3 separate regions of the Mus musculus genome follow, and regions 1 and 3 are each linked to region 2. The links are chromatin loops, found by intact Hi-C in ENCODE. Cell type or tissue: gastrocnemius. All regions are shown on one strand. Links, peaks and the distances in the headings refer to the core of each region. The heading gives the core; the rest is flanking DNA.

Region 1 (6,269 bases), core at 1,409-3,908, 190 kb before region 2:
TTATTCTACTGCTCCAATTGTAGTGTTTGAAATGTGTTTAAGGGAAGGTGGAATTTTTAATATTACCTTGAAATTACTCCTTTTCTTCTTTTTCTTCTTTATCATTGTCTGCAGCTTCTGCTTCTGCCTCTTCCTCCTTTTGTTTTTGAGAACTAGCTAGCCTTAAAGTCCCCTGTACAGATGAGGGTGACCTTGAATTTCTCATCGAGGAGTACACCACCAAATTTGACTACTCCGCTTTATAGAAGCAAAGCACTGTCTCTTTCACGATGAGTCATAAAGGCTCGTAAGCTCTGGAATGTCCAACAGCAGACGTTTGACACAGAACACTTTTCTGAAGCAGAGTTTAAAATGTGCCGGAAACACATTGATCCCCCAGCCAGGCAGTGCAAGGTTTTTGGGATGGTGTTGTCTAGGTTAGAAGCAGAGTAGGAAGGGAAGGAGAGAGAGTCAAAGGGCGGCAGGTCTGAGGCTATAAATACATATTACAGTGCTGAGGCAGCCGCAGCATCCCAGGTAGAGGGCAGACCTCAGATCATTCGCAGATTCTGCTTAGACATGCCTCTTTCCTCTTTTCCCTCTTCGCAGCCAGCAATTAGACTCTTTTCCACCCATTTCCAGCCAGAAAAGCTTAAGAAATACCACCGGCTCTTGATTTTACCAGTTTAATACTAACAGGAAATAAAGATAAAAGAATGCTTTGCCCCCCAGGGTTCCAGATCTCCAGAATAGGATCAAGAAATGGGGGTGTGGTGGATTCTTTCTCAGTTGCTAGGGAACATTGGGGTGACGTAAACGCCACAACAAGGGTCGTCAAGCAGATGGAGCAGATCATTAACTGACCTCCTGAGTAGTCAGTCAGTTGAGGACCTGCAGTGATATGCATAGCTTTGTTAAGTGTGGGAAGGAGAGATTTCCCAAGGAGTCTAAGCTACAGTCTTCTATTAGAGGCAGATTGCTGTATTAGACAGGCTAATGATAGGATTTGGCATAAGGTTATCCATTCTTGCTCAAGAAATGAATATACATGCTTGAACGCACTTTATTAGGAAAGACTAAATTACTCAAATGATGATATTCTTGATGCCTGATGTGGGTAGGTAATTTATACACAAAAAATACGAATTAATAAATGACATAAAATGAATCAACTTCACTCCTATTTATTGAGTACTTGTCACGTTCAGGCCAAAGGGAAAACACAAACTGCTGTTTGAATCAAAGACCTGCCAGGAGCTGGTTATGTAAGATTACAATGGAGCTGAGCAACTCTGGTCACCCGATGACGTCACTGTAGTCACAGTGTCCTGGCAGAGCATCATCCACTGTTATAGTGATGCTGTCGAGGACAAGACCGCTGTGATGGCAGCTGTGAGCATGCAGAGATTGATACAGGTAACAACAGGCTGTGCTGCATTTCCTTGCTATAGTACGCAACAGTAGTGCGGTTAATCCTCTCTTAACTCTCCTTGTGCTTCTTGCTACCACTCCAATGTTGTGGATTCTTGAATGAAATACACGCACTCTTCCACAAGAGGCCTACACACCGCCGCGGTTGCCGTCACCTTGTCTTTAGTGATCCCTGAGAAGTCCCAGCACATTTTGCAAGTGATCAACACCAACATTGATGGGTAGCAGAAAATAGCCTTCTCCATCACTGCCATTAAGGGTGTGGGGCGGAGATATGCTCATGTGGTATTGGGGAAAGCAGACATTGACCTCACCAAGAGGGCTGGAGAACTCAGGGAGGATGAAGTGGAGCGAGTGATCACCATCATGCAGAACCTGCGACAGTACAAGAACCCAGACTGGTTCCTGAACAGACAGAAGGATGGGAGGATGAGAAGTACAGCCAGGTTCTGGCCAACAGTCTAGACAACAAGTCTAGTGTGAAGACCTGGAGCGGCTGAAGAAAATTTGAGCGCATAGCTGTGCCACTTTTGGGACCTTCGTGTCCATGGTCAGCATATGGGCAGATGGCAGGGGCTGTACTGTGGGTGTATCCAAGAAGAAATGAGTCTCTGGGCCTTTGCTGTTAATAAGTAGTCTATATACCTAAAAAGAAAGAAAGAGAGAGAGAGAGAGAGAGAAAGAGAGAGAGAGAGAGAGAGAGAAAGAGAGAGAGAAAGAAAGAAAGAAAGAAAGGAAGGAAGAAAGACAGACACACAGCCTTATTTTTAATATACCCTAAGCAGCTCAATGGCTGGGCCACTCCCAAACTTCCATGTTGCTAACACCTCCCCTCCAATACTCCTGAATTATTACTTACTAAAATCTATATTTCCTCTCAGACCCAGTTGACAAGGGCCCTTAGGGCTACTTTTCCCTGGCCCTTATATGATTGTTCCTCTGTTTTCTGCAGCTCCCCTGCCTGATCCTTCTGATTTCCCAGCATGGCGATTCTAAATCTTTCTTATTCCCTGGGTTCCCTTGCCTGGGAAATGTCTTCCTGCCCAACCATTGGCTGCCAGCAACTTTGTTTACCAATTATAGCCAACTTGGGGCAGAGACCCTTGCATCTTACATGCAGATGTGCTATTTTGGAACCCAATAAACATACTATAGGCAATAAGCCAAATCCACAACATTAGTATACTTTAAAAATAGATTTGTTTTTATGTATTCAGTGTTTGCCTGAATGTATATATATGATATCACATGCATGCAGTGCCCATGGATGCCAGAAGAGGGCATAAGATCCCTCTAGAACTGGCAAGGTGGTTGTGTGTCATCACGTAGGTATATCTCTATAACCCTACAACATACTTTTTTATCATTTGGAAAAGAGATGTGGAATAACAATGACAGCTCCTACAAAGAGCTTTTCACCTGCAAAGGAAAAAAAATCGGCACAAACTAGTTGGTTCTCATTGCAGTGCTTTGAAGCAGAAAGCAAATATAACGCTGTCTCTGTTTTATAACTAAAGGATCCTTGGGAGATGGTGCAGACTTCCCTGGGTGGAGTTGGCCCAGCTCTATCTTCTGATTTCCCCATCACTTGGGCGTTATTGCTAATGTTGTTTGACATTCACAGTCTAACAACACTGGGGAACTCTGAAGTCTGGGGAGGGGATGTACTGCACTCAGGGCAAATAGGAAATCGGACTAAGTGTGTATGGATGAATGAGACAGACCTTGGTCAGAGTCCCAGCACTGCTGCCTGCCCTATGACCCCAACTGCAGGTTCAGTTTCCTTGGCAAATAAGTGGTGAGTTTGTACCTCTTCCTCACTATTAAAAAGCTCTTTGCTTCTGCTTCAGCCACTTCCTAAAGTTTCCTGGGACCTAGCTTCTCCTGGCTTTGCTCACCCCAGAGCCCATTGCTGCACAGCTCAGAGCCAAGGCCCAGGTAGAAGGGTTTCTGCCCCCATCTCCTCATCCAGGCAGAACTCTAAATGAAGTGCAGCCCTTCCTAACCCCAGCTGTTTCTAACACCGCCTCTGTTCTCGGTGTTGGAGAGTAGAGGACCAGCAGCAGTCTTCAGGAAGAAGAAGAAGCAAGAGAGAATTTAGGAGCATTTTTAATTTTGTTTTGTTTTGCAAGGTGGGGAGGGGAGGAACTTCTGAGTTATCTGAAGGATTTCATGAGCTTGGATATCAATCTGACATCTTTATTTGTCTATATGTTTGCTTAGTTCTGTTTTTTATTTAGCAAATAAGTTTTGAACGTGTTGTGACAAGTCCCAGGGAGACAATGAATGAGATGGAATTGTCTTTCAAGATGTTCACAGCCTAGAGAAAGAAAAATAACTACAAACATAAAAACTGGCTTTTATATGCTAGGAAGAGTTCATGCACATGAGGCATACAGAGGAGAGGCTAACTGGAAGTGGGCAGGAGAGATCAGTGGGTGCCGGGTTGAAAGGGCCTTGAAAGCTAAATTTGTTAGCAGCAGAAAGGTGCGACCAAAGACTCTGGACTGTAAAGATTACAAAAGTCTCCACTGTGCCTCAGCCTGACCTTTCACCAGGTCAGATGAGACCTATGCCTACTTGACTAGAAGTCACGGCATCGTGACATACAGTGTTCTCATGTTCAGCTAACCTCTGGCTGAGGCTTGTGTGTTTCCTCTAACTCACAGCACCATGTGCAGTTTTCCTGACAACGCTGTCAGCGTTTCCATTTCTGGGTCTGCTTTAGTAACTAATGATCATTGGCTGTATGACTGAGTGCAGGCCATTTTCTAGAACACTCTGGTTTGGTGGAATAATTTGCTGATATTTTTGGTGGTTTGTCTTTACTCTCTTTAGAGGTAAATTGACATTTTACTGAGGAAGAAGAGGCTGTGAAAACATTTGGGGACCTCTATATGCTTACAGAAGTGTCCAGTGGCGGTTAGTGTATTGTGACTGGATGGCGAGATGCCGTGATAATTGGTAAGGCATGCTCCTGGACGTTTCTATGTGGAAGACTGGTGTGTGGCTCAGTGAGATGGGTTGGACAGAAGCATCCTGAATGTGCACGGCATCAGGCACTAAGATGAGCTTATGAGCTTATTAGAAACAAAAAGATGTAGAGGAGAGGGGAAGGCTGTGCACACATAAGCTTTCCCCTAGAGTGGATACAGTTTTGGCTGCCCTGGTCACGATCATGGCTGTCAGGTTCTAGCCTGTGAACACTGACCCACACCAGCAGCTCTTCAGGGCTTTAAAATTTAATAGATGTCATTGTAAAAGCACAGCTTCAGGTTAAGAGGAAAGATGGGCAGAGAATTCAGCACGTTCAGAATCCCCACTGACACACGTGAGCCTTTACTAATCTCTTGTCTTAGTTTGGTACATTGGCCACCATTAGTGATCCACTACGAATACGGTCTTTAAAAAAGATTTACTTTTATTTTATAGGTAAGAATGTTTTTCCTGTCTGTGAACCATGTGAGTGCCTGGTGGCCACAGATCCCACTGAACCGGAGTTATAGATGGCTATGACCCAAAATATTGGTATTGGGAGTCAAATCTGGGTTCCCTGGGAAAGCAGCCAGTGTTCTTAACTAAGCCATCTTTCCAGCCCTGGGTGACGCGTTCTGCGAAGCCCAGCTCGAGAGTGTGTTGTGATTTCCCTCATTTCTGCCCCTGTTCTGGTTCTGCTCTTTTACTTCCTTGTCACCTCTCTCTAAGCTTCTCCTGGCTGTGAGTTTCTCAGCCTGCCTCTTTACCCCTTGACCTTGACAACTTTGAAAGGTGTTAGTCAGATTTGTTTTAGGACATTGCTTTGTGGGAAGTCATCTAATGCTTTTCTCCTAGTTAGAATTTTGAAAGGAAGATCATAAAGCAAATGCCTTAAAAAAAAGTTCTTTTATTTCTTTTTATACATCTGTTAAATGTGGATTCATTGGGAACATCTGTGCGGATTCTGGACTCGGTGTGCTCTCTAAACCTAAAATTATTCTTTAAAAGTGACACCTGTTACTTTAAAACACAGTTGCCGCTGCATTAGTGGTCCTTTGCTGCACATCCTTGGTCCTTTCTGTGTTAATGGGTTTAGCTGACACTGTTACAGCAGAAGTGCCAGCACCTTTCCCTCATGGCCGTGGGGGAAGGATGCACCCGTTGACCACAGCTTAAATATCTTGGGGCTAGAGGACGGGAAAGGATACAGGAAGTCTAATATTCTAGAACGCCAAAGTTTGCAACAAAATTATAGCTAATAAATTTTAGAAATTCATTTAAAAAAAACCCAACCACGTTCGAGGCCTGAGTAGACAGCAAAGTAAGCAACTTTCGTTGTCGACATGAGGACTTGCTTGTCATTTGATGTCGGGGACCAATGGTTCATTCCTTCTCTGTGACGTCAAGGCCAGAGACTAGGTGCAGCAGCTACAGTTTACCATAACCAGGATAGGTAGATACCTCAGCACAGTGTCTTTCTCCCTCACACTCACAGTTAGTCTTTCTTATGAGGTAATATGTATTTGTCATGGAAGCAGCCACCCAGAATTTCTTAGTTTTCTTTTTAGATTGTAAAAAGGAATAAAAATAAATTTGATTGTTAAATATAAAGGCATTTTTGTTTGTTTGTTTGTTTTTGAGGAATTGTGTCTTACATATTCTCTGTGTGTGTGTGTGAGTGTGTGTGCGCACACACATACACACACACACTAAGAAAATAAGATGCCCAACTAATAAATACAGACTAATTATGGTGATTGCAGGTTGTAGGATTTTCATTGGTATTTTTACTTTTTTCATAATGTACATGTATAAACCAGTGCTTGAACAAATCTTAGCAACATTTAGCAACTTTTTAGAAAGAAGAAGTAGAAAGAGTGTGG
Region 2 (6,269 bases), core at 1,408-3,907:
CTTTTCAGTAGGTTCCGGGGCTCCACATTCAGGTCTGCATGCTGGCACAGGAAGTTCTATACTCACAAAGCCCACCAACCCCCAGCCGGAAGAATAATTTAATGTTTAAACTTCCCACTGTTAATGTCACAGACATTTTCCACTGTCCAAAAGGACTCACAGAATCACGTTTAAATGCATTCTATCATTTGCTTGATATTGCTTTAATGTTGTACTATAAATTTCAATGATTTTATGTCACTATAAAGTGTCATTGAGTTTTCTTAATTGCCAGTGGATTTTTAGCTTTGGGGTGAATATATGCACCATCTGACATGAGTTTCTGATTTAGTAAGTCTAGGGTAGAGCCAAGGAGTATGCACGCTTGACAACTTCAGGTAATGTTGGTTCCGCTGATCCAGAAATGATAATTAAGTTATATTGCCACACTGTAATAACAAAGGAGTGGTTTCAGCAGCCTCTAAAAGGCATTAGTCATTTCTCCAAGGTCTGTGCTATCTTTGATTTTTCAGGAAAAAACATAATGCTCTTCCTGGTAAGAAGAGGAAATGGCCATGCCTGTGATGGGCTTCTGCCCCTTTGCTCAGTGTGGAATCTTACTGCCTGGCACCACGTCACCATCAGCTGGCCTCACTTTGTTTTTAAAGTCACCTGCTGTCATTTAGTTCACTTCCTTCACTGTTTTCCTTCCTGCAGAAACTCTTCGACCTCTGTCCCACATACCTTCTGATTACAGAGGTTCATGCCTTACCTCTGTATTTAATTCCTCTTACCCCTATGCATAGTTGTAATCTTTTCATTCCTTACATTTAAAAAGGTTGCCTTAGCCTACAGTCTTTTGTGGACCCTCTTTTAAAATTATATTTTAAAACCTTTAATTAACTTCTATTGACATATTTAGCCCTATTGTAGTATCAACAGCAGCATGTGGATAATTTCACTGACCCCATCATGTGGAAATTTTGAGTAACATTGGAAAATTTGCCAATCAGGTGCTAGTATAGTCCATGACATCTCATGTTGAAGTTGCATGGTTAGGGGATCAACATAGCTTTGTTATACTCTAGTAAACCCACTGCTGATGGGGTGTAGCATCATCAAGTATGGGATAATGGAGTCAGCATGAGCCTGGCCTTGTTACACCACACAAGGCATCAGTGCTGATCCTATGGACAGAAGTGTCTGCATGTAACATATGGACCCTGGGAGCATCTACTTCATAGGGATCCTGGTAGGAACACTCAGTAGTATGATACAGTGAGGACAGGGGCTAGCTTACAACAGTCCTCAGCTGGGGAGTTGTAAACTGTCATGTCTGGCTTCCCTTCGTGGTGAGACTCACAATGGGAAGACTTTCAGAAAAGAAGACATCCCCAGAGAGTTTGGAAAACTGTAGGCAACAGCATAACTACTCTCAAAACCATCAGAAGTCAGCATAGAGTTAAAATAGTGTAAAACATAGAAGCAGAAAGAACGTCCTTAGAAGGGAAGGAAATGTGGGGAGCAGCTCAGAACACATTTGCAAGTAAGTTTTAGGGCAGAGGAAATGGCTCAAGAGTGGTTAGAAGTGCTGGCTGCTCTTCCAGAGAATCTAGGTTCAATTCCCACTATCCATGTAGTACCTCACTCATAACTGTCACAAATCTATTTACATGGGATCTGCACCCTCTTCTGACTTCTGAAGGCTCTACACACACACACACACACACACACACACACACTTTTAAAAGTGAAGTTTGAACAGTAATCTTGCTAAATAAAGCATGATTGACAGTCCAAAAAAAAAAGCACCGAGAGGCAGAACGTCAAACCTTTTCAAGAGTCACGTTCAAAGTACTTTTTAATATTAAAAATTATTTATAGTCCCAAATCTTTTTAAAAATCGATTAAGCCAAAGCTTGTACCTTCATAAACCCTTGGAAGAGATACAGTTAGCACAAAAGCTAGATGCTGCAATTTTTTCTTAATAATGAATTTCAAGTATTTTGTTGGAATAATAGGATGAGAGACATAGCTGGCCCAGGAAATCCTAGGGCCTTCCCTCCTTGAAACCTTGCCTGTCTATAAACAGAATGAGTCATCTTGTCAACCAGAAGCTTAGTTTGCAAAAGGTAGCTTCCTCAGAGTCAGCATTCTGCAAAGAATTTTTGTTACACCATCAGGTGCGTGTAATTTATATTTTGTCTACTTATTAAATTCATCAAAACAGATTTTCTGTTTTGTCAACTAAAGCCATCAGGGGGAAAGGATGCAAGGAAGAATTTTGTGACTTTTAAATATGCTGTAATTCTACTTCTGGTATAATATTTAGAGGGAAAACAGCCAGCTTCGGGTGTTTCTAGACTACTCCTGGCCCAGGGCAGAACCAGGTTAGTGCAATTGTTTGGAAACTGGAACTAAAAACCCCACACTCATTTCCCGTGTGCGTCCCCTGGCGGAGGAGAACAGACCTGGGTGTCAGTCTGGACTTCTGAGGCCAACAATCTGGAATGTGCTCATCACTGTGTTTGTTAAATGTTTTCATTTAAGCATTTGTGTAGTTTCAGGATATAGCTCCTATCTTTCATTAAAAGCATTTTAAAGTATTTTTGCTACTGTTTAAAATTTTCATATTAAAATCGCTGCTTGCTAGCATGTTGAAATACTTTTATATACTGTTCAAACTTCACCTATGACCTAGCATTAATTCCAGCAGAATTATGAGACTGTACAAACAGGGACAACCTTAACTCTCTTCTAATTTTTGTCTCTGGAAGACTTGTGAGACCCTGGAACAAAGCCCAACAGCAGTTGTGTAAGGAGATGGCCTCATTTCATTCAGGCCTAGGACAGATTTATCAATAAGTATGCTGGTGGCCCCTGGTCATTCACAGACAGCAGTAATAAAGCCCCCCCCCCTACCGTTTTAGTTGTTTTCATGATGGGTTAGAAATCCAGAGTGGGTTCATTATTGCTGGGGTGTCTGTCTTTCTGTCTCTGACTGGACTTCAGCTGGCCTAGGCAGGCTTTGAGTCTGTGACCCTACCTTAGCCTCCAGAGAAGCTTGAATTACAGGCCTGTGCCATCAGGCGCTTGATTTATTTATGTTGGGTGAAAGTTACATTCTGGAATAAACCCCATTTGACGGTTGTATTTTTTTCTTATTTTGCTGTGACAATCTGCTGGTATTTTGTACAAGGATTCTCCATCTGCATCTCCAATGCTACTTGCTGATGACTGCTTCTGACACCTCAGGTTTTATAAGATTATGCTGTCATTACTCCCTCATTCTCCCAGTTTATGTATAACTAACATCACATGGTCTTTATATATTTACATATTTCATCAGCGAAACCATCTTGAGTCTAGAGGGTTTTTGTAAAATATTTTTAAATTATTAACTCAAAATTTCTATTTCCTCTTCAGAGAGTTTTGGTTTAGAATGAATTTATTCATTTATTGTGATCTGACTTTATTGGTCTAAATTAATTTGTACTATTCTTCTTTGACAGTTTTAACTAGCAATTGTCAACCTTAGGATGAGTAATCTTGGAGGTCAGCGAAGCTGAGGGACATGTCTGTGTGCATGGCAGGATGCTTACCCGCCTCCCTGGCTTTAACAGCTCCATTAGTAACAATACCTCTGACTGTGACAACCAAATATGGCCCAGGCACTGCCATCATGCCCTGGCCCTGGGTCCACCAAAGCTTCCTGTCTTATGCCTGTAGAGAAGTGATCAGTTCCCCCAGATATGGTGAGTTTCTCTCTTTATCCTTATTCCTCTAGGAACTTCCCCAGGATTTTCCAATGCACAAAAGTTAGGCTAGACACTAACTTGTCCCATGCCCCACAGTTTGCTGGCCCTGTCTTAGATGCTTTAACCTTTTCCTTCGACTTTTTCAATAAAGGCTTAAAATACATGTTTGTCTATAAGAATACTTGAGCTACACTGCATGTATTCCTAGCTAATGCTGATGGATATTAATGTATTGATGGTTATGGACAGTGTGTTCAACTACGGCAACACCAGGGGAATGTACGTTAACACACATGTCAATCTTATAAGCTTAGACAGCAAGCACAATGACATTAGTCTTAGAAAAACTGCTGACAGACATTAGAAAATAAGTCACAGACCAACATGACTCATAAATACAGCAAAAGTTCCACATAAAATGCCTTAACACAGTTAGTTGAAAGGAAAAGATAAAATGAGAAAGAATATGAACAATAAAATTTAGCTATGTAATTTAAGTATGCTTCCCCCACCAGGCAACATGCTGATACACTGCCAGGTGGGCGGCTTCCAGATTCTCTCTGCTCTTCTCCCTAAGGAAGGTCAGCACCACATTAACCAGGCTGGGGACCAGGGTGAAGTCAGTGCCCTGTGCTAAGCACTCATCTGCTGCCACCTGCTGGGAGGCAGAGCTGGGCTTCCAGCATCCTTAAAAGGTTTCACAAGGATAACCTTGGATGTACATTGTTGCCTATTCCATAGAAATGACCAGAAAAAAACGCCTTTGGGCCTGAAAGAAATGAACGATTTTAGGGTAAATTAGCTGCAGAGAAGATGTGACCTGAATACAAAACGGAGATGCATTCTTTCCCTTCCACAGAAACTAGATGGCATATTTGCACTTCCCATGAAGTGGTTTACAATGCAGTTTCTTAAAATGCTGCACTTCAAAAGTACTGATCAAGTGTCTACTTAAAGGTAACTAATGGTAACTAGCCATTTGATGTGGGCTAATGGAGAGATGAAGTGGGTAAGACAAATATACAGATACGTAGGAAAACAGTCAATTCAAAGAATATAGCAATGGTTGTTGGAGGCAGAGTAATGACCCTTAAGGCCATCACATTCTTATTTGAACGGAGGAGAGGTGTAGCCCTGACTTTGAGTGGAGACTGCTGGGGTGGATTTGAGGCTGTTTGGGACTGTTGCTTCCCCACTCTGGCTTCTCTTTTTTATAGGAGATAGTTTTAACCATCTTATAATTCTGTCTCTTATTCCAATGACTATTTTTGTACTTTGGGAGCAGAGAATTTATTTTCTAGTCACTTAGGTCCAGATGGGAAATAATTTTGCCCTGGATAGAAACCCAGAGTCTCACCCTTATTGAATTTAGAAATTTTACATGATTTAATCTTTTTAGACTTAGATGTTGTAATGCTTTGAAACTATGCAGTTCCTCTGGGAACAAGGACTGAATGAATTTTGCATAAGAACATTATGACTCTTTGGGGGCCAGAGGTGTGGTAGGGAAAGCTTCCCCCAATACAGATTTCCACACTTTCATCACCAGAGCCTGTGAATATATTTTCTTACAAAACGCAAAGGAACGTGGGAGCTATGATTAAGGACCTTGCTATGGTGAGATTATCCTAAGTGGGCCCAATTTTGTTACACCAATCCTAAAAACTAAAGACCTCTTTACTGATGCTACTGCCTTTGAAAGGAGAGGAAAGGGGCTACAGACCAAGGCACCTCAGGGGCTTCTAGAAGCTAGAAAGAACAAACTAACACTCTTCTCTCTGAGATTCTAGAAAGGAATGAAGTCCTCTGACAAGCTGACTTCAGCACAGGGGGTTAGTTGCACCCTGACCTACAGAAAACAGTACATTTCTGTTCTTTTAAATTGCTAAGTTTGTACCAACTTTTATGGCAGTAATAGAAAACAAATAGATGACTGTACTTACTCTGTTCATGCATTACAATAAGAGATTCCCATGTAATTCCCTTGAAGGAAACAAAGGCATATCTGATTAGTATCCATATTCTGACCCTCTGTTGCCTAGCTGATGTGATTTCCAATTCTCTGAGGCTTATAGCACCTGCTCTGGCTCCCTGTTCTTTAAACACATTAAAGATGGAAATAGGTTATATGCAAATATGATGCCATGCTGTAAAGGGACTGAGCATGCCAGCCTCAGGCGTTCCAGGAGCCTGAACAGTATCTGGCAGCTACTCAAATTTGTTGAAATGAAAATTTAAAAAGTCACAACTGACAGATTACAAAGACTCACAAGTCTTATACATACCATGGCAAACAGCGCTGAGCAGTAACCAAAAGATTATATGCATTACGTAAGTTGGTTGGTGAATTCCCAAGCCTTAATATATGGACTTAAATATGATATTTGTAATAACGAGGTCATTTCCAAACCCTTCCCAGTGCTCTTAGACATGGTGCAGCATTTGTTAAGGTCAGATTGTAAGAAAACTACTGTATCATGAATTTTGTATTTCTTCTTTGTAAATGTTTTAATAATTGCTAGGTACAAAGTT
Region 3 (6,269 bases), core at 2,367-4,866, 270 kb before region 2:
AGTCTCTATCTATATATCATTATATATTATAGATATTACATATGTGCTATTATATAAAATATATTGTGTATATATTTATATATTTCTTATTGGTATCTACAGAGTGATCTCTCTCTCACACACAGTACACATGTATATTTGTGTATATATATTCCATTGTTATGCCTTCTGCTTTTGTCTATATAATTTATCACTAGAATATATATAAAGAAATGAAATATAGGGCCGGGCGTGGTGGCGCACGCCTTTAATCCCAGCACTTGGGAGGCAGAGGCAGGTGGATTTCTGAGTTCGAGGCCAGCCTGGTCTACAAAGTGAGTTCCAGGACAGCCAGGGCTATACAGAGAAACCCTGTCTCGAAAAACCAAAAAAAAAAAAAAAAAAATGAAATATATATTCATATACATGTATATGTATATATATAATATGTGGCTCACATCTCTCCCTCTCTGTCCCATTTGATCTCTCTCTCTAATATATATATATATATATGATATGTATATAGAAATATTAACCACTGAACTTTCTCTCCAGACCTGAAAGGTAACTCTTTTTCTTAACCAGTTTCTTATTGGTGTCTACAGAGGTATCTCTCTCACCTGCACGCACGCATGCGTACACACACACACACACACACACATATACACTTTTCTTTAATAAAAAACAAAACAAACAGAAAACCTGGGAGGCTGGAAAGACAACTCAGCAGTTAAGAGAACCAACTGCTCTTCCAAGAGACTCAGGTTTGATTCCCAGCATATGTGTGTACATATACATATCTTTTATATATATATATATATATATATATATATATATATACACACACACATATACACATATATATACATACATATACACATATATATACATACATACACACACACACACACACACATATATATATATGTATATATATATATATATATATATATATATATATATATATATATATATGTATGTATACACATGCACACACACACATCTTTTACAGGTCCCACAATTCTAGCATCTTCGTAGTAATAATCAAGTTTTCAATATATGAACATTTATAGGACAAACCACATCTAAATATGAGAACATTCATGTTGATTTCAATTTTTTCTGAGTATGGCATAAGCATTTACAAATGGTACCATGATACCTTTTAAGTCATACATTGAATCAAAACTCACCATGTAAGTGTATCTGGATACAGAGTATTTGTGATGGGTTGAGTAAGGATGACTCCCATTGCCTCATATATTTGGATGCTTAGTCATCAGGGAGTGGTGCTATTTGAGAAGGATTAGGAGGTATGGTCTTGTTGGAAGAAGTATGTGTCCGGGGTGGGCTTTGAGTGTTCAAAAGCCCAAGCAAGTTCCAGTATCTCTCTCTTCTTGTGGCCTATGAATCCAGATGTAGAACTCTCAGCTCCTCCAGCACCATGTCTACCTGCATGATGCCATGCTTCTTTTCATGATGATAGTGGACTAAACCTCTGAAACTATAAGCAAGCCCCAATTAAATGCTTTATTTTATGGGAATTTCTGTGTGTCTCTTCATAGCAATAGAACAGTGACTGAGACAGTCTTTGAGATAATTGAAGTCAAAAGATGTCTGTTTTTATTTTGGAGACAGAGGTCTCCCTATGTAGTTCTGGCTGTCCTAGAACTCACTATGAAGACCAAAAAAAAAAAAAAAAAAGTATTTTGAGGGCAAAAAACTACAGGCAACTAAGAAATGGTGAGAGTGGAAGAAATAATTTTCCTCAAGGAAGAACCTCCTGATTTAGTTTTCTATTGCTGTGACAAAACACTATGACCAAGGGAACTTATAAAAGTACTTGATTGGGATTATGGTTGTAGAGGGTTAGAGATCATGACCATCATGTCAAGCGCATGGCCGCAGACAGGCAGGCACAGCGCTGAAGCAGTGACTGAGAGCTCACATCCTTATCCTCAAGTAGGAGGCAGAGAGCTAACTGGGAATGACAAGGCCTTCGAAACCTCAAAGCCAACTTTTTATCCCCACTGACACATCTCCTCCAACAAGATGAGACCTCCTAATACTTTCCAAACAGTTCCACCAACTGGGCACCAAGTATTCCAATATATGAATCTATGGGGAAATTCTCATTCAAATCACAAAATACCTCGAATTAGCCAATACCAAAGGGTTATCCGTAAAAACATATACATACAAGTTACATTTATGGACTAAGCAGGTTGTGTGTGTGTGTGTATATATATATATATATCATCTATCTATTTATTTATGTATCTATCAATTGATCTATGTATATATATATATATATATATATATATATATATATATCTTTTTTTTAAAAGATTTATTTATTTTATGCATATGAGTACACGGTAGCTGTACAGATGTTTGTGAGCCTTCATGTGGTTCTTGGAAATTGAATTTTTAGGACTTCTGCTTGCTCCGGTCCAAAGATTTTATTATTATACATGCATACACTGTAACTGTCTTCAGATGTGCCATAAGAGGGTGTCAGGTCTCATTACAGATGGTTGTGAGCCACCATGTGGTTGCTGGGACTTGAACTCAGGACCTTTGGAACAGCAGTCAATGCTCTTACCTGCTGAGCCATCTCACCAGCCCCCTATGTATGTATATATCTATCTACATATGTATGTATCTATGTATCTCTCATCTACTATCTATATACCAATTTATTCGTCTATGTATATGTATGTATGTATGTATGTATGTATGTATCCACCCATCTATCTATCCACCTGAACATGAGAGAGAACAAGAGAAGAAATACATGAGAAGAATTAGAGGGAGAAAATGGAAAGTGGAAAATGATACAATTATATTTTAATTTTAAAATATAAGATATCTTAAGGGTGAGGCCCTAACCTTAGACATCAGGTTTTTATGAGGATAGAAATAAACACAAGATATTGCTTTCCCATCTGCAGACAAGGAAGTCTACGAGCCATCAATGAATGTGTATCCAAAGTTCATGGGTTGGAGAGTGTTGAGAGGTGGATTGTTTTTTCATCCTTTTCTTTTCTTTTCTTTTCTCTTCTCTTCTCTTCTCTTCTCTTCTCTTCTCTTCTCTTCTCTTCTCTTCTCTTCTCTTCTCTCCTCTCCTCTCCTCTCCTCTCCTCTCCTCTCCTCTCCTCTCCTCTCCTCTCCTCTCCTCTCCTCTCCTCTCCTTTTCTTTCCTTTTCTTTTCTTTTCTTTTCTTTTTGGTTTCTGACACTGAGACTTTTTCTGTATAGTTCTGGCTGTCCTAGATCTTGCTCTGTTAGACCAGGCTGGCATTGAACTCAGAACTCTACCTACCTCTACCTCCTGAGTGCTGGGATTAAAGGAGTGAGCCACCACCATCCACAGGTGGGTTTTTGTTTGTTTGCTTGTTTTTGTTTTTAAATTTAATTTAATTTAATCTATTTTTACTTATTCACTTTATATCCCACTCACTGCCCCTTCCTGGTCATACACACACACACACACGCACACGCACACAGTCCTTCCCTATATCCCTTCCCTTTCTCCTCTAAGTGAGTGGAGACCCCTGGGTGTCCCCCCAACCTTGGCACTTCAAGTCTCTGTGAAGATAGGCACTTCCTCTCCCACTGAGGCCAGACAAGGCAGCCCAGGTAGTAGAACATATCCCACATACAGGCAATAGCTTTTGGGATAGCCTCTGCTCCAGTTGTTTGGAACCCACATGAAGAGCTAGCTGCACACCTGCCTCATATGATCAGGGAGGCCTAGGTCCGGCCCATGTGTGTTTATTGGTTGGTGGTTCAGTCTCTGAGAGCCCCAGGTCCAGGTAAGTTGACTCTGTTGGTCTTCGTGTGGACTTTCTATTCCCTCCAGGCCCACAGTCCTTTCTCCTATTCTTCCATAAGCATTCCTAAGCTCCATTCCCTGTTTAGCTGTGGGTGTCTTTATCTGACTGAGTCAGCTGCTGGGTGGAGCCTCTCAGAGGACGATATGCTCCTTTCTACAAGCATAACCAGAGTATCATTAATAGTGTCAGGGATTAGTGTTTGGCTGTGGGATGGGTCTCAAGTTGGGCCTGTTATTGGTTGGTCATTCGCTCAGTCTCTGCTTTCCCCTGTGCCTGCATTTCTTACAGTCAGGATAAATTTTGGGTGGAAAGTTTTGTGGGTGGGTTGGTTTCTCTATCACTCCACTGGGGTTCCTGTCTGGCTTCAGGACATGGCCTATTCATATTCCACATCCCCAGTGTAGTGAGTAATCCCCACTGATTCTTGGACACTTCTCTTATCCCAGGTCTCTGTCTTGTCCTGGAGATGCCCCCTATCTCCCCAGCCCCTCCAGTTGCAGATTTTCACTCCTTTTCATGGCCATTTGGCCATCTCTCCTACCCTTCCCCACTGATCCTGAACCTCCCATTTCCCTCCCCATACTCCCTCCCAGGTGGGGTTCTTAATGTGATATTTTAAAATTAATTTTTTGAGAATTTCATATATGCCTACAATGAATTTTGATCATATCCACCCGTATTTCATCTCTCTGGCTCCTGCTGGATCTTACCCATGTCCCCTCCCGTTCTCATGTCCTTTTAAAAAGAATTCACTTAGTCCAATTAGTGTTGTCCATATCTGCATTTGGATGGAGTCATCAGCCAGAGTTTGGCCGACTACCAGGGAGTACATCCCTGAAGTAAACGGACTCTCTCTCACTGCAGCCATCAGTGGCCAGCAACTCCTTAGCTAGAGGGGGGAGGGGCTCATGGTGGGATGCTGACTGCTTTGATCTTGGACAGATCTTGTCTAGACAACCACAGCAGCTGTGAATTCATGACTTTCCTGTTGTATCCAGAGGACAATCCTCCCTGACTTTTGCTCTTACAATCTGTGGTAGTTTGAATGTAAATGGCCCACATAGATACACAGGATATGACATGGTTGAAGGTATGGCCTTGTTATAGGAAGTGGGTCACTCTAAGGTTTCAGAAGCTCAAGCAAGGCTCAGGGTCACTCTCTCTTCCTGCTGCCTGCTGATCCAGATGTAGGACTCCCAGCTCTTTCTCTAGTACTGTGTCTGCCTGTGCACTGCTATGCTTCCTGCCATGATGATAATGGAGTAGACATCTGAAGCTATAAGCCAGCCCCAATTACATGCTTTCCTTATTAAGTGTTGCTGTGGTCTTGGTGTCTCTTCACAGTAATAGAAACCCTACCTAAAATACAATCTTTGCATGCCCTCTTCTTTCATGGTCTAGGATTCTCCTGGGAATTGATATAAAGGTCCCATTTATGGTTGAGCAGGAAATTTTGAATTTTTGGTGGAAATCCCCAAGATAGGGTTTCTTCGTGTAGAGATGACTGTACTGGAACTAGCTCTTAAGACCAGGCTGGCCTCAAACTCACAAAGATCCACCTAACTCTGTCTCCAGAGTGATTGGACTAAAGGTATGTGCCAACACTATATGACCAAGTCAATTCTTATAAAGGAAAGCATTCAACTGGGCTGACTTACAGTTTCGGAGGCTTAGTCCTTTATTGTCATGGCAGGGAACATGGCAGCATGCAGTGTGCAAGCAGACATAATGCTGGAGGAGAAGCTGAGAGTTCTACATCATGATCTGAAGTCAGAAGAAGGAAGACTGTGTATCACAATGGATGTAGCTTGAGCATAGAAGTCTGTCCCAGCAATGACACACTTCCTCCAACAAGCCCACATCTACTCCAAAAAGGTCACACCTCCTAATAATCTCTATGGGCCAACAATTCAAATACACGAGTGTATGGGGTCAAACCTATTCAAACCACCACAAAATGTAAGCCCAAATTTTCTTCTCCAAGTTGCCTTGATCATGTAAGCAGGTTAGTCAGTCAGCTGTCATACAGTGGTAAGATTCTTGATTACCACAAATAGATATAGATAGAGAAAAATGAGGACTATATGGTGAATTGGGTCAGAGTCTCTCTCTGTGTAGTGAGGCCTGCAATTTTACCCACTGAGAAAAATATTCACTTTGATGTGTGCCAATATATTAATTCATGCCTTTTTAATTAATGAAGAGCTTTGTGAAGTTCTTTTGCACCTTTAGGCAACAGTAAATCAAACAGGTTTAAATGACTTGGGGAGCTGCCTCAGTGATTAAGAGGATTTGCTGTGCTTGCAGAGGACCTGGGTCAGTTCCCAGCACCACCTGGCAGTTCACGACAACCTAGAACTCTGGTTCTACATGATATGACAACTTTTTCTGGTCTCTGGGGACTCCTGCACACACATGGTCACATATAAGCACTCAGGCACAAAGACATACT

Evidence for each region. A loop is a pair of places that touch in the nucleus more often than their neighbours do. Peaks named below come from ENCODE experiments on the same cell type or tissue, not always from the same donor. Only the 100,000 strongest peaks of a DNase experiment are listed, where the experiment ranks them.
Region 1: it touches region 2 in a loop (4-fold over the local background); 17 of 42 quality-filtered maps call a loop at or near these places.
Region 3: a loop joins it to region 2, with 3 times the contacts of the local background. A loop is called at or near these places in 6 of 42 quality-filtered maps.

The regions. Positions count from the first base shown.
Region 1 is chr8:79,485,489-79,491,757 of GRCm38, reverse strand. It overlaps the pseudogene Gm39288. Among named protein-coding and RNA genes, the nearest start is that of Gm39205, 48 kb to the right of the region's middle. In gastrocnemius, for the core only: a CTCF peak has its summit at 2,678 (motif pointing right); a DNase peak (open chromatin) is centred at 2,683.
Region 2 is chr8:79,296,063-79,302,331 of GRCm38, reverse strand. All of the region lies in intron 1 of Gm4890 (predicted gene 4890), which reads right to left. Among named protein-coding and RNA genes, the nearest start is that of Gm4890, 4.1 kb to the right of the region's middle. In gastrocnemius, for the core only: a CTCF peak has its summit at 2,439; a DNase peak (open chromatin) is centred at 2,425; H3K27ac peaks cover 305 bases.
Region 3 is chr8:79,565,032-79,571,300 of GRCm38, reverse strand. No RefSeq gene overlaps it. Among named protein-coding and RNA genes, the nearest start is that of Otud4, 72 kb to the left of the region's middle. In gastrocnemius, for the core only: no CTCF peak of the experiment used is centred there; no DNase peak of the experiment used is centred there.